2 separate regions of the Mus musculus genome follow, and region 1 is linked to region 2. Evidence: chromatin contacts called from ENCODE Hi-C or POLR2A ChIA-PET data. All regions are on one chromosome and are shown on one strand. Each heading gives the region's core, a stretch centred on a gene start or an enhancer-like site at or near the end of the contact. The rest is flanking DNA. Distances are from core to core; before and after follow the strand shown. Region 1 overlaps Cacna1d (calcium channel, voltage-dependent, L type, alpha 1D subunit). Region 2 overlaps Erc2 (ELKS/RAB6-interacting/CAST family member 2).

Evidence for each region. Hi-C counts contacts between places; a loop is a spot of excess contacts on that map. ChIA-PET counts read pairs that join two places held with the same protein, here RNA polymerase II (POLR2A).
Region 1: a map of regulatory T cell shows a loop between it and region 2 (5-fold over the local background). The contact joins two enhancer-like sites. A Hi-C loop is called at or near these places in 1 of 37 maps with a recorded cell type or tissue (regulatory T cell). POLR2A ChIA-PET finds 5 or more read pairs at or near these places in 1 of 5 experiments (embryonic stem cell).

The regions. Positions count from the first base shown.
Region 1 is chr14:30,282,263-30,288,716 of GRCm38, reverse strand. The region is part of intron 3 of Cacna1d (calcium channel, voltage-dependent, L type, alpha 1D subunit); the gene reads left to right. Among named protein-coding and RNA genes, the nearest start is that of Gm52107, 61 kb to the right of the region's middle. Within about 2 kb of position 4,117, at least 1 of the 3 ENCODE cell types and tissues checked has a DNase peak (open chromatin) inside an H3K27ac peak, as active enhancers do.
Region 2 is chr14:27,626,840-27,632,856 of GRCm38, reverse strand. All of the region lies in intron 1 of Erc2 (ELKS/RAB6-interacting/CAST family member 2), which reads right to left. Among named protein-coding and RNA genes, the nearest start is that of Erc2, 7.4 kb to the right of the region's middle. Within about 2 kb of position 1,623, at least 1 of the 3 ENCODE cell types and tissues checked has a DNase peak (open chromatin) inside an H3K27ac peak, as active enhancers do.

The sequences.
Region 1 (6,454 bases), core at 2,868-5,367, 2.7 Mb before region 2:
CATGAGCAGAGCTCTTGTCAACATGCAGGTTTCTCTGGAAATGTTCATTTTTCATTTCTCTTGGGTCTACCCTTAAGGACTGGGATCCCTAGATCATATACTTGGTGTGTTTAAACACCATAAGACACTGTTGCCAGAAGCCGTGAGGCCACCTGACATTTCTATTGGAAATGTGTAAGAGTTTCAGTGGCTTTGAACCCTTTCCAGCACTTACGAGTGTCCACATTTTTTATCTAAACCTTTTCTAATTAGTGTGTGGTAACTTAGTGGATGCCGGGGAGCATCATCCCTGACTGAGTCCCAATGGCTTGCCCTCCTCAGTGCAGGTCTCCTCATTTCCAACACTGGTCACGTTGCTTTCTTACTGCAGGACTGGGCAAGCCCCTGTGTGCCCTCCATCCAGTGTTTGCAACAGATATGTGATTGGCAAGCATTGTCTGAAGTTCATCTTTTTATTCAGTGTTCTTGCAGGGCGAACATTTTCAGTTTTTTTTTTTTAAATTGGACATGCTTTTTGTGTCATATTCAATGATTTCACCAATTACAGGCTATAAAGATTTCCTGTAGTGTGTTCATCTTGGAAGCTTTATAGTTTTATCATAAAGGTTTCAGACCGATTTTGAGTGATTTTTTTTTTTTCTAGGCTGCATGAGGCTCTTGTAGGTTTCCTGTTGTTGTAAGTTTCTGATGGTTTCATGGCTATCTTTCCCAGGTGACTTTGAGTATTTGTTAAAAATCATTTGGCCATTGTGACTCATTCTGTCCCCTGATCTGTGTCTAGCCATCCCTCAGAAAACACTGCTTGCTTTCTGTAGCTTTGTTACACGTCTTACAATTGAATGCCATGAGTTCCAATTTCATTCAAAGTTGTTTTACCTCCTGTAGGAGGGAATTCCTCTTTCTTTTCACATAAATTTTAAGTTGTTGCTTTCTAAACCAAACCTAAATTAATGATAAATAAATACATACCTGATGTGACTTTGACTGCTTTTAGTCTATAGATCAGTTTGGGTGGAATTGGTACCTCAAGTGTCGTTTTTCCAGTTCATGAATATAGTATGCTTCTTTGAGTTATTTGCATGTATTATTATTACTTCATTTAAAGCAGGCTTATTGTTCTGGGTCACTGGAGACACAGTCAGTCTTTCCCCATTATATTTGATGTAGCTGGAAGCATTGTGTGGCCTTCTTTAGACTGAGGTTCCCCCAGTTCCTCTTGTTGCTAAGGTTACTGAATGGTTTTGCTGTGAGAAGTCCTGGATTTAATCAAATGACTTTTCTACCGCTATGGAGAGGTCACATGCTCTCTGTGCTTTATATCGTCTGCAGGGTATACTGCATGGTTTCCTCTTTGACTATAATCTCACCTTTTGGAGATATGTCTTACTTGATCATGGACAAAACTTGTGTATGTTTATATAAAGGATTCAGTGTCCTAGTACTTAGTGGATGATCATTTAAGATTTTTTTTTAAATCATTCATTTAATGTGTATGAGTGTTTCGCCTGCATGTGCACCGTGTATGTGCCTAGTGCCTATGGAGGTCAGAGAGCGTGGAACTGGAGTTGTGGATGGTTGTGAGCTGTTGTGTGGGTGCTGGGAACCGACCTGAGTCTTTGAGAAGGTTAGCAAGTGCTCTTACGTGCTGAGCCATCTCTCCAGTAGTTTGATGATATTTCTAATGCCTATATTCATAAATGATGTTAGTCTTTTTTTTTTTTTAGATATCTTTGGTGTTTTTATGTATTCCCTCTACTTCTGTCTTGTACTTATGAGGGATTGATATGAATTCTTTAAACAGTTGGAAGACTTTTCCAGGTAAGCAGTTTGGGCTTAGACTTTTCCCTGTAGGAAGTTTTAAAATTAATAATCAGTATTGCTATTTATTGCAGGCCTATTCTGACTTTCTATGTCCTGGATCTTCTTTTTGCCAGTATTTTCTCCTAAGAACTTGTCCATTCTATCTAGCATATGTTTGTTGGTAGAATGATTTCTACAGTTTTGTTCCATTTCTGCCTCAGTTTAGAAGGCTGTTTGTCGCTGACACAGACTTCTGGATTGTCAGTTACCTTCTTTAGCACTGCATTCTGCCGTGTGATCCCATGGCTCCTTCTGGGAAATCCATAATTATCAGAAACCATTATTCCTGATATATATTGCTTTCTTCTAGACTTTTCAATTGTCTCTAGTTTTTAGCAGCTCGATTATGATCTGTCTGGTGGTGGACTCTGCATTTCTTGGAACTGTAAATTTATCTTTCTCGCCAAATATGAGAACTTACAGTCTTTTATTTTTTTAAGTATTTTCCCTTCTTCTGAGATGCTGGAGCTGTGAATGTTAGACATGCTAGCATTCCCCACAGGTCTCGGAGGCTCTCTCTGCTCTTACACTGCTTTTCTCAGGTTTCTTTGGATAAGCTACTCCTCTACGTCAGGCTCACTCACTGTTTCTTCTGTCACCTCCATCGTGACATGGCATCCATCTGGTGACATTTGAAAAGTTTTGTCTTTATGTTTTTTTTTTTTTTTTGATCAGCTCTAGGATTTCTTTGTGTGTGAGGGGAGGATAAACTTACTATCCTTCTATCTGTACAAGACTATTCTGCCTTCCTAGAGATGCTCCCAGTAGTTCCTCTAAGTTCTTTGATTATTCTGATACCCATGTCATGAGGGTTGATTGCCCTTCCATTGCAAGCTGTCTTGCCTCAGTAAATTTGGGTTCTATTATGGGCATTCTTAAACATAGGTTGAACATATCTAATCTGAGAATCTGAAATCCAAAAATGCTCCAAAATGCAAAAATCTGAAAACGGACATAATAAGATATCATGGTAGAAAATCTCACATCTGTAGAGATGCACAGAACATACATATGATCATACATACGATCCCTTTAAATGCAAGGTCCAAAGGAAATGAAAACAAATGTTGTGCCTTAACTTGGATCTCATTCCAAAAGTACCGAGTTAAGTACATGGAGGTATTTACCCTCTGAAACATCCTGAGCGACCACTTCTGGTCCCAAGCCTAGCAATAAGGGACGCCACCGCTGTCTTCCGATGCTATCTATGGTTTGTCCATGTCTTATGCCGACAGGTAATTGAGCTCTTTGACTTTTCTTCTGTGGGCCGTCTCTGCTCAGTCTTATGATGCCTTTTGTGTCTGTTCTCCAGGCTGAAAGCTGGGAAGTGAGCTGTCCCAGAGTGGGAAATCTCAAGGCCACTGGCGCTGCTGTTTAGGGTCAGATCCCGAGCAGACAGTTGAGTGGGAACGATGGTACTTGGTTGTATAACCCTCCTGAGTTCCTCTCTGCAGGCGCTCTGATAATTTCCTATTTCCTCAAGCCCTTTCCCACCAACCTTTAGATAGAAAGTCAGAGCATGTAATTCTCTACTGGGATGGATTATTTTCTTTGTCTGTGTCCAGGATCAGGCAGTAAATAGCTAGGAAAAAAAAAAAAAAAAAAGCAATGGGATTTCACCCTGTGCCTTGGAGATGGTAGCTCTCCTTGGGAGATGCATTCTCTTGGAGTTTGGTGTCCACCCAGCTGATTGGCCCTGCTCTTTGGCCCTGCAGGTCCTGACTGGGTCTGGGTGGGAATGATCAAAAAAATCAAGGCTCTTGTGAGACCCCTGACTGTGGAGGTTTTTGGTTTTGTTTTGCTCCTTGGTCTAGGAAGCAAGGAGCTTTTCTTTTCTTTCTCTCTCTCTCTCTCTCTCTCTCTCTCTCTCTCTCTCTCTCTCTCTGTCTCTCTCTCTGTCTCTCTCTCTGTCTCTCTCTCTCTCTCTTTAATTTTGTCTATACACACTGCATGTTTTCGAGTGCCAGGCTGCCTTTGAATCTGCACTGGGTGATACCCGGAGACCAGGGTGAAAGAGGAGAATTGGGCACTATTCTGAAGGTATTCTGAGTTTGTTTCCATTCCCCAGTCTCCGTGTTCCCATTTACATTTCACAGTCCTTAGATGCCCTCTGTTTTCTGCCCAGCGTTTCATTGGCATGGACTGGGCCAAGGGTGGGGGTTCTTATCCGCTCTTGCCTGCAGCTGCAGCCCTCACATTAGAGTTAACACTGTTGTCTGTAACATAAACCCTGTGTGGGTGGGGATGGCTCACTAAGCTTGTTTCTGTGGATTTCTAGGATGCATTTCTAACGTGCACCACGACATGGTCAAATGCTGCTTGAGTTGAGATAAGCTTCCCTCCGATTTAACTCGGAGGATGGCACTCTGGAAAGGGCCAAAGAGCGACCGAGTTAGCCTGCGTGTGAGGCTGTTGGGGGTGAGAAGCAGCCATATGCATCGATAACTGGCAGGATGGTTGTGTCCCAGTCAGACCTGGTGACTGGTGCTGAAGCGTTGTTTTCGTAAACCTTACATATGCTTCCTTCTTCTCAGAGCCCTGCCTCCTCCTTCATGTCTTTTGCTAAGCTATCCCTCTCAACACCACCACATGGGAACCAGACCTTGGTGTATGTTGTGGTGGGACGAGCAGAGCACCAGGTGCGGACAGGAAGTTTTGGAAAAGGTAGCGTGCCTCGTCTTCAAGTGTTGTGAGCAGCACAGAACAGTCTGGGGCTGGGACCATCTGTGGCGGCTGTTGACTGAGAGCCGGGAGCTATAAAGGGAAATAAACATTCGACTTCCTTCTGAGCTTCAGTTTTTCACAGTATATCCCTAGATTATGCTTTGCTTATTTTAGAGTTAGCTCCTTAAACTAATGCTGCCCTCCTCCCCTCCTTCCTTCCCTTCCTCTCCCCTCTCCTCTCCTCCCTTGCCCTTCTCTCCCTTCCCCCCTTCCCTCCCTCTTTTCTCCTCCCCCTCCTCTTGTTTATTTATGTTTTTGAGACAGGATCGTGCTGTGTAGCTCAGGCTAGCCCCACACTCCCACTTTAATGGCTCGTGCTCAAAATTTGGTTTTCTTCACATTTTATGCTTTTATGTGCTTCTTCCTCTCAAGAAAGGCAGACTCCATCCGCGAGGCCACCTTAGTGCTGACATTGTGGTGTGTGCCACCAATACCCGGCTGAAGTCACTACAGTTTTGTTGGCATTTTTCTTTTCATGACATCAGTGACAAAATTAGGAAAGTGGAGGCCTTGATGAAGTACTTCGTGTTCCTGGTTTGTAATGTTTGGCTATAGTAAAGTATTTTTTTTTAACACTTATTATGAAAACATTTTTCGTTTGCTTTTGTTTATTCTACAGCTTAAAAAAAATCTCCTTTACATGCTCATCTTGATTATGTGTTTTTTTTTTTTAATTTTGTTTATATTTTGGTGTATGGATGTTCGTCTGTATGCATGAATGTATACCACATGCATGTTTGGTGCCTTTGAAGGTTGGAAGAGGGTACTGGGTCTCCTAGGATTGGAGTTAGATGTGATTGTGAACCAATTGTGGGTTCTGGGAAATGAATCTGGGTCCTCTGTAAGAACAGTGCTCTTAACCACTTAGCTGAGGTCTCCCTCCAGCCCCTTATTATTTATTTTTAAAAATTTTTGATGAGAAAAGGAAAATATAAACAGTCATTTAAGAAAGGAATGAGGCTATAGTTTGTGCCTCTCTTTAGTTTTTGTAGAAAGCAGCACTCCCATTGGGCCTCAGTGATCAGACACAGTCTACCTTTATGGTGCATAGAGTTCATCCTCCTTAAATAGTCTCGGCCATCGACCCCTTTCCTAAAGGTGGTTTAAGATGAGCATGAAGACTGGAATGGTCACAGATGCTCAGGGGTGCTTTGAGCACTTAGTGTGTGGGGTTTGTCGTTCTGGGTTCCCCTAGCCCTGCTTCACATAGATCCCATGCTGAGAAGCGGAGGGCTGGGCAAACACTGTGGCTCTCCCGTGTGAGCCCAACAGGGAGCCTCACAGTGAGCCCTGTGAGGACAGATTCACGCTTTCTCTTGTGGAGCTCTAAATGCACAAACCTTTAAACCAACTGGGAATTTGTCTTTACCCATTTGTTTCCAAAACATAACCTGAATTACCTGAGCCAAGCTAACAATGTACTGAGAGACAGTTTGTATTCTGCCCTTTTCAGGGGTGGTAAAAACTCAGAGAGAAGGCACGGAGGCTCTTGGCTTGCAATTGAACTTGGGTGCAGGCAATCTTTGAGTTGATAGTGAAGTTGATACTTCTGAAGGTAATTAACTCGAGAGACAGTTAAGTTGTGAACTCACACTGGCTATGGACTAAAGCTTTTCCCACTATGTGTCTCTCTAGTCCCACAGCAGGGGCACTAGCCAGAATGGTACACTTATGTTTGAAACATTGTAGTCTTTAAGTTTGAATTAAAGCAATGCCTTCCATTTGAGCATGTTTGTATACAAGTATCATTAGACTCTGTTCTTACTCATCTCCTTTCCTATTGGCCACCTCACTCCCTCCCATACCTTGCTGGCACTCTTCCTCTGTGTGTACAGTCCATCCTGCCTTCTGCTCTCCTGACACATAGATT
Region 2 (6,017 bases), core at 374-2,873:
TACAGAAAAAGGTAAAATAAATAAATAAATAAATAAATAACTACCTGAGATCCTTGAAAGCCAAGTGCCAGCTCTAGCTTCTTCATGGCTCACAGGGCCCTTGTGCCCAGTCACCCTCTCCGGCCTCTCTCCCCACACTACACCCTCAACCAAAGCAAACTATGTTCACCTCCCCAAGCTTTGAATCTCCTCCCATTTTCTCATTTTGAAGCTGGGCCTATACTATTCATCTGGTATTTGTACCACTCAAACCCACTCTCTGTCTACTCTAGTGACCAACTTGTCCTCAGCGACACCTTTAGTATCACCTAACTCAGAAGCCCTTCCTTCATCCTTCCTCATGACTCTCTGAAGTTGTCTGTGGCAGGCTAGTTGCTCCCCAGAAGAGAACCACTATTAACACCAGACACTCTAGCCTTCAAACCTCCAAATCACCTGCTCTGGTACAGCCCTCCTCGTGTCCAGAAGAGACCCGTCATGACGTAAGTATGTAGACATATGGCAGCTATATAATATAATGGTTTATATTTCCTTATTAATAAAATCTATCATAAGAGCACACATGCTGGTTTTGCTCCCAAGGTTGAGATTGCAGACAATGTCATTTATTTGGTTGAAAGTTATTTAATTGAAAGCCTGCATGCATGAACAAATATCTGTATGAGTATGTATGTGTGTGTGTGTGTGTGTATCTTACTTGATACACATGAAATAAGTTGGCTTAAGTGATGAGAAACAGAGGTCCCAAATAGGACAATCAATGGTAAGTACACAAAGGAAATTCAGGCCAGTGTTACATTTCTATAGATAAAAGAAACTGCTTGAAGTTATTCCAAGCAACTATTCATGTTGGGAATTCAAGATGGGTCATCAGTGTATTTGAAGTCTATATATAAAGATAACGGTTCCTTTTCATCCTTAACAAAAATGGCAAAGAATTCCCCTTGTGTGTCAGCCCCTGCTAACTGTTCCCTCTTCCTAGGTGTGATGGGCAACCCCTGAAATCCTGTTGCCTTTGTGTCCACCTAGCATCACACAGGACTTGTTCTCCGAGAGCCCACAAGAAGGCAAAGCTTTCATCCCATTCACTACCCAACCTTCTGCTCCCCTAGGGAGAGGCCCAGGAACAAACAGGAGGATGTACCAGATTAGGAAAGAAAGAATGGGTAGCAGGGAGCTTTACAGCCTGAGGGGGAGGAAGACTCACATCACCAGAAAAGATCAGAAACCATCTTCTGAGAGACACAGGTAAAAAAAGAGTCAACAGCTCTGCTCCCGGTATATACTACCCCTTGCTCTTCAAGGTCATGACAGTTAGCTGGAACCAGTTGGCAGGAAGTTACCATGGCAAGCCTGGCTTCAACCAGGCAATGAACACCATCATGATAGGAATGTGATGTCTGCCAATTCCACTGAGAAAACAAGCAGGGCTAGCAGGCCCCGCCCAGACTCACATCTTACAGAGACCCCAGCTCTGTGCCTCCAGGGAATAGGTTTCCACCCTCAGAGCAGCTCCAGGGTGGCAAAGAACCTTCAGTCACTGCCGGTGCACAGAGGATGAACTCCCACCCTGACGACATCCCCTGTGTCACAGTAGAATTCACTGCAGAAGAACTTAGAGCAGCAAAGCACAGCGAGGTTTAGTTTCTTATGAAACCCTGCTCTCTCTTGCTATAATTAGTCATGCCATTTTAGCAGAAATGTCTCTCCTAGTTTGCATAAGGATATGAGAGTATTCTTACAAAACAGTCAAACTGCTCGACGCCCATTCAAGCTCTTGTCTTCTGACCCACTACGAAGTTATCTTGAATTAATAGTTTGTTCCTCAAGCATTTGAGGGGAATGTACTTTGGTGCCTGCAGTTCATTCATACTCAAAACCGTGTAGGGGCGGAGAGCAGAAGGCAAGAAAAGAGGTAATTTTAGACACTTGCGTGTGTTCGCACACACATGCACATACACACACATGCACACACAAACACACACCCACACCTACATATGCACACGCAACCACACATATCACACACACACACACAAGTTCAATGAGACCTGGAGAAATGGCTCACCAGTTAAAGTGCTTCTCACGTAAGAGTAAAGACAGACATTCATTATCCCCAGAAATCCACATAAATGCCAGGGAGTCACAGATGCCTGCCTGTGATGCTGGTCAGAGAAGTCAGAGCCAGGGATCCTCAGAGGAAGGGGCCTAGCAAGACTAGCCTTATCAGGGAGCTCTAGGGTTAACTCAGAAAACCTGCTTCCGTGAATAAGGTAGAAGAAAAATGGAGAATGATTTTCAACATCAACCTTGGCTTTCACCTACAAGCACACACACATGTATGTACCCACACAGATGCGTGCCTACATACATGCAAAAGCATGTGCAAACATATGCACGCACACACACATACACAGAAGATATGGGAAGGAAGGAGTTAACAAACAAAGCTGCTGTTGACAGGCATCTATGAATATTGTCACTGTTTGCCCATCTCCAAATGTATCCAAGAGACAGCTTTTTATCCTGTATTCATGCAGTGGGGCTGTAATCTTCACCATTGACTTCCAGGAAAAATAATCAGTTCTTTCCTGAAAGGGCTGGCTCCCTTCCTCTCTCTCTCTCTCTCTCTCCTTCCCCTCTCTCTCCCCTGTTTTAATTTTAGTGAGTGCCCATGAGGTGCCAGCCAGCAAGTACAGATTTCCTGGGCTCTGACCAAGATGAACTCTCCCTGGCAAAGGCAGTGCATGTTCAAGAGCAGAGGATAGACCTTGGAAGCAACAGATCTCAGAGGCAAGAGAAGAAAAGATGCCCAAGATACTAAGGTCACAGTCCTGGGAATCAAGCAGTGAAGTGCTGAGGGAATATAACTGGTGGGTAAACTGAGCCAGCCCGGGGGACGGGTGCCCAATTATACCTCAGTTAGCCATTGAGGTAGAAGCCTTGGGCTTCCCCCACTGAGACAGAGTGAGTAGAGATCACCCAAGCCTCAACCCTGCTTCCATGACAACCCAGCCCCTCATGCTGTTTTGGCATTAATGCAGTGGCCCTTAGTTATCTTACTTTGCATTTGTAAGGAGCAGTCACTGCTCCTACTGTGTCCAGTAATAATTAAGTAGCCTTGAAAGTCAGGGTCTAAATCTGGCTGTTTGAGCTCTACTGTTCCTTGAGTTCACCTAATAAATAGTTAATGAAGATCTACTGTGTGGAAACCTTCCCCTAGGCCCTGGGATTCTGTGATCACCACACCATGGAAGGTGGCTCCGGATGGTCTCACATTGCACATGTGATGGCCGACCATAGAAGTGATACAAGTCACTCATAATGCATGCCTAGGAGGAGAGAGGAAGCAGCCATGGGAACATGAACAGTCTACACTACAGATGTCAAGGCATAAAAAGCTGTCTAATATAACATGTGTCTATTAAAGCGTATGTAAATAAGGCAATTGGACAGCTACAAGATTCACACCACCCTGTGACTGGGAGAGTCTGCAGCTATCATTTTAGAGAAGTGACTTCACCATAAAGACACCTCAGGCCACATAAACCTGAACTCTTGAGTTTTTAGGGAAATTTTTTCCTTTTTTTTTCCATGAATTCCTCAGTGGGGTCTAGCTAAATTTTTCTTAAGAGGAAAAACACGTGTGGAACTGAAAAACATTGGAACCTCTAAACAGAAAACAAATTCTTGTACAGATTTAAAAGGGGGAGGAGAGGCAGAGACCAAGACATGGAAAGTCCAAGTAGCCCCCTCCCACTAAAGCTCTAGAATGTCTAAGAGGTGACAGCCAAAGGGGAGTCCACAGTCAGGCTCTGAAGCTCTGCTGTAGCTCGCTCTCACTTGGCTCTTTAACGTGAGGAAGGCAGAAGAGGAGCACAATCCCATCAGACGAGGTCATCGAGGGCTCCATACACGGTTCTGATGATGTGCGGGATCCCCCACCCTCCAGCTCTGAATCATGATGCACAGCTCATCAGTAATTCTCTCCATTACTCATCCCTTGCTTCCTGGCTAATGCGAGACCATCGATAGAGGCTAATGCTAACCTTCAGGAAGCGTTTGCTTTGTTCTCAGAAGATTACAGTCTAACAGAAAACCATGACTTACAGTCACCCAATCACATCCTTATCTCTCTCTCCTGGGGTCGGCTGGATCCCCAGCTTCCCCTCTGCCTCCATTCCCACAAACACTGGACATCACGTACCAAAACCTTGACGCCCAATCCCCAGTTTCTAACTCCACGTCTTCAATCTGGGACTAAGCTGCTTACTTGAGCTTATTTGAACGCACTTTTCCAATATGATTGCTACTGTGGTTCTTGATCCTGTCCAGCTGAAGGTAAGCCTAAAAGTCAAAGTGATGCTGTTTGGAATTCCAATCCCTCTACTTACTAGTTCTGTGATCTTGGGGAAGTTCTTTAATGTCTCGGAGCTTAATGCGGCCACCTGCAAATAAGTAGGAGAGTATCTGCTCTGAGGAGCCCTTAAGAAAATACACATCAAAGAGGATTATGTTTGGCTGCAGTAACCCCTTGTAGGTAATGCAGTTCTTTGTTTCATTCACCAGGGTTCTACAGGAGGCGGTGTGGTGGCACTCAGCACTTGGGAGACAGAGACAGGTTATCATGGATTCAAGGCCAGACCCTATCTCAGATCAAAGCATAGTAGAGAAAGACAGGGTAAACTGGTAGTACCAAGGAGAAGGGCCATCAAGACTGAGATCTTTCCAGGCTCCAGGTCTGTTGTTATATTTCGTTGTTTTGCTTTGTTTTGTTTTGCTGAGCTAAAACGTAAACACAGGACTAACACACCTCAGCTTTGCTATGTTGAAGACACTTTCACTGCTATAGTTATTACTGCCTATCCAGGTATTATACCCACGTTCCCAGCAGCAAGAATGAAGTGCCAAGAGCTATTGGAGTGCACCAGCCGGGCGTGCCCTCTTTTTTTAAGATTTCTGGAAAATCCCCACCCAATAATTTTTACCTCCATCATTACCAGACCTCTGTCTCATGACTTCTCTATGATGCCATGGATTCTGGGAGGACTAGATGGGTATATCCTCATGTCAAAATATAGTTACTTTAGTTTAAAGAGCAGGTAGACATGAAGATTGGGTAGGCAACCAACCAGGTCTACTCTAATATCAAATTAGCTGTTTTACCAAGAGTGCTCTGCAAGGGGCCTCACACAGAGTTACATAAAAGTCACACTGTAGCCAGATGTGCTGACACACACCTCAACACTTAGGAAGCTAAAGAAGGAGACTTGCCAGGTTCCAGGCCAACTTGGGCTAGAGTAAGGCTGTACCTCAAAAGAGAAAAGGTTAGACTATAGGAACAATTGCTAATGGGTATTGCTGCCGTTCACCTCACTAGCTTTCTGGCTAAACGGAGTAACTTGGTTATAGCCACATGTGCCCCTCACATTCCTACAAAAATCATGTGAGCACTTTTCTATTGCTGTGACAAAACCTCATGAGCAAAGCAGTTTATAGAAGCAAGCATTTAATTTGGAGGCTCATGGCTCTAGAGGATTAGAGTCCATGATCACCACGGTAGGGAACATGTTAGCAGGCAGTCAGGCACACTGCTAGAGATGTAACTGAGAAGTTATATCCTGATCCACAGGTTGGAAGCACATGGAGAGCTAACTAGAAATGGCTTTTCAGTTAGAGATTTTAAAACCTAAACATACCCCCTCCCCAGCCCCAGTGACAAACCTCCCCTAACAAGGCCACACCTCCTAATCCTTCCCAAGCAGTTTCACCAACTGTAGACTAAGAATTCAAATAGATAAGCCTATGGGGAGGAGGTTCTCATTCAACCCACCACGACTATCTCCTGCTCTTGCTGTAGCTTTCTCCCTGTGAATCTAAGAAAATGGCATTTTCTTACTTCCCCCACCACCTACTTGTAACAGTAAGTTCCAAAATGCCAGGTCCGCCACACTGGCCCACACCACTGCATTAACAGTTATGTCACAGAATACTGTCAGGTCCTAAAACTAAAATAGTAC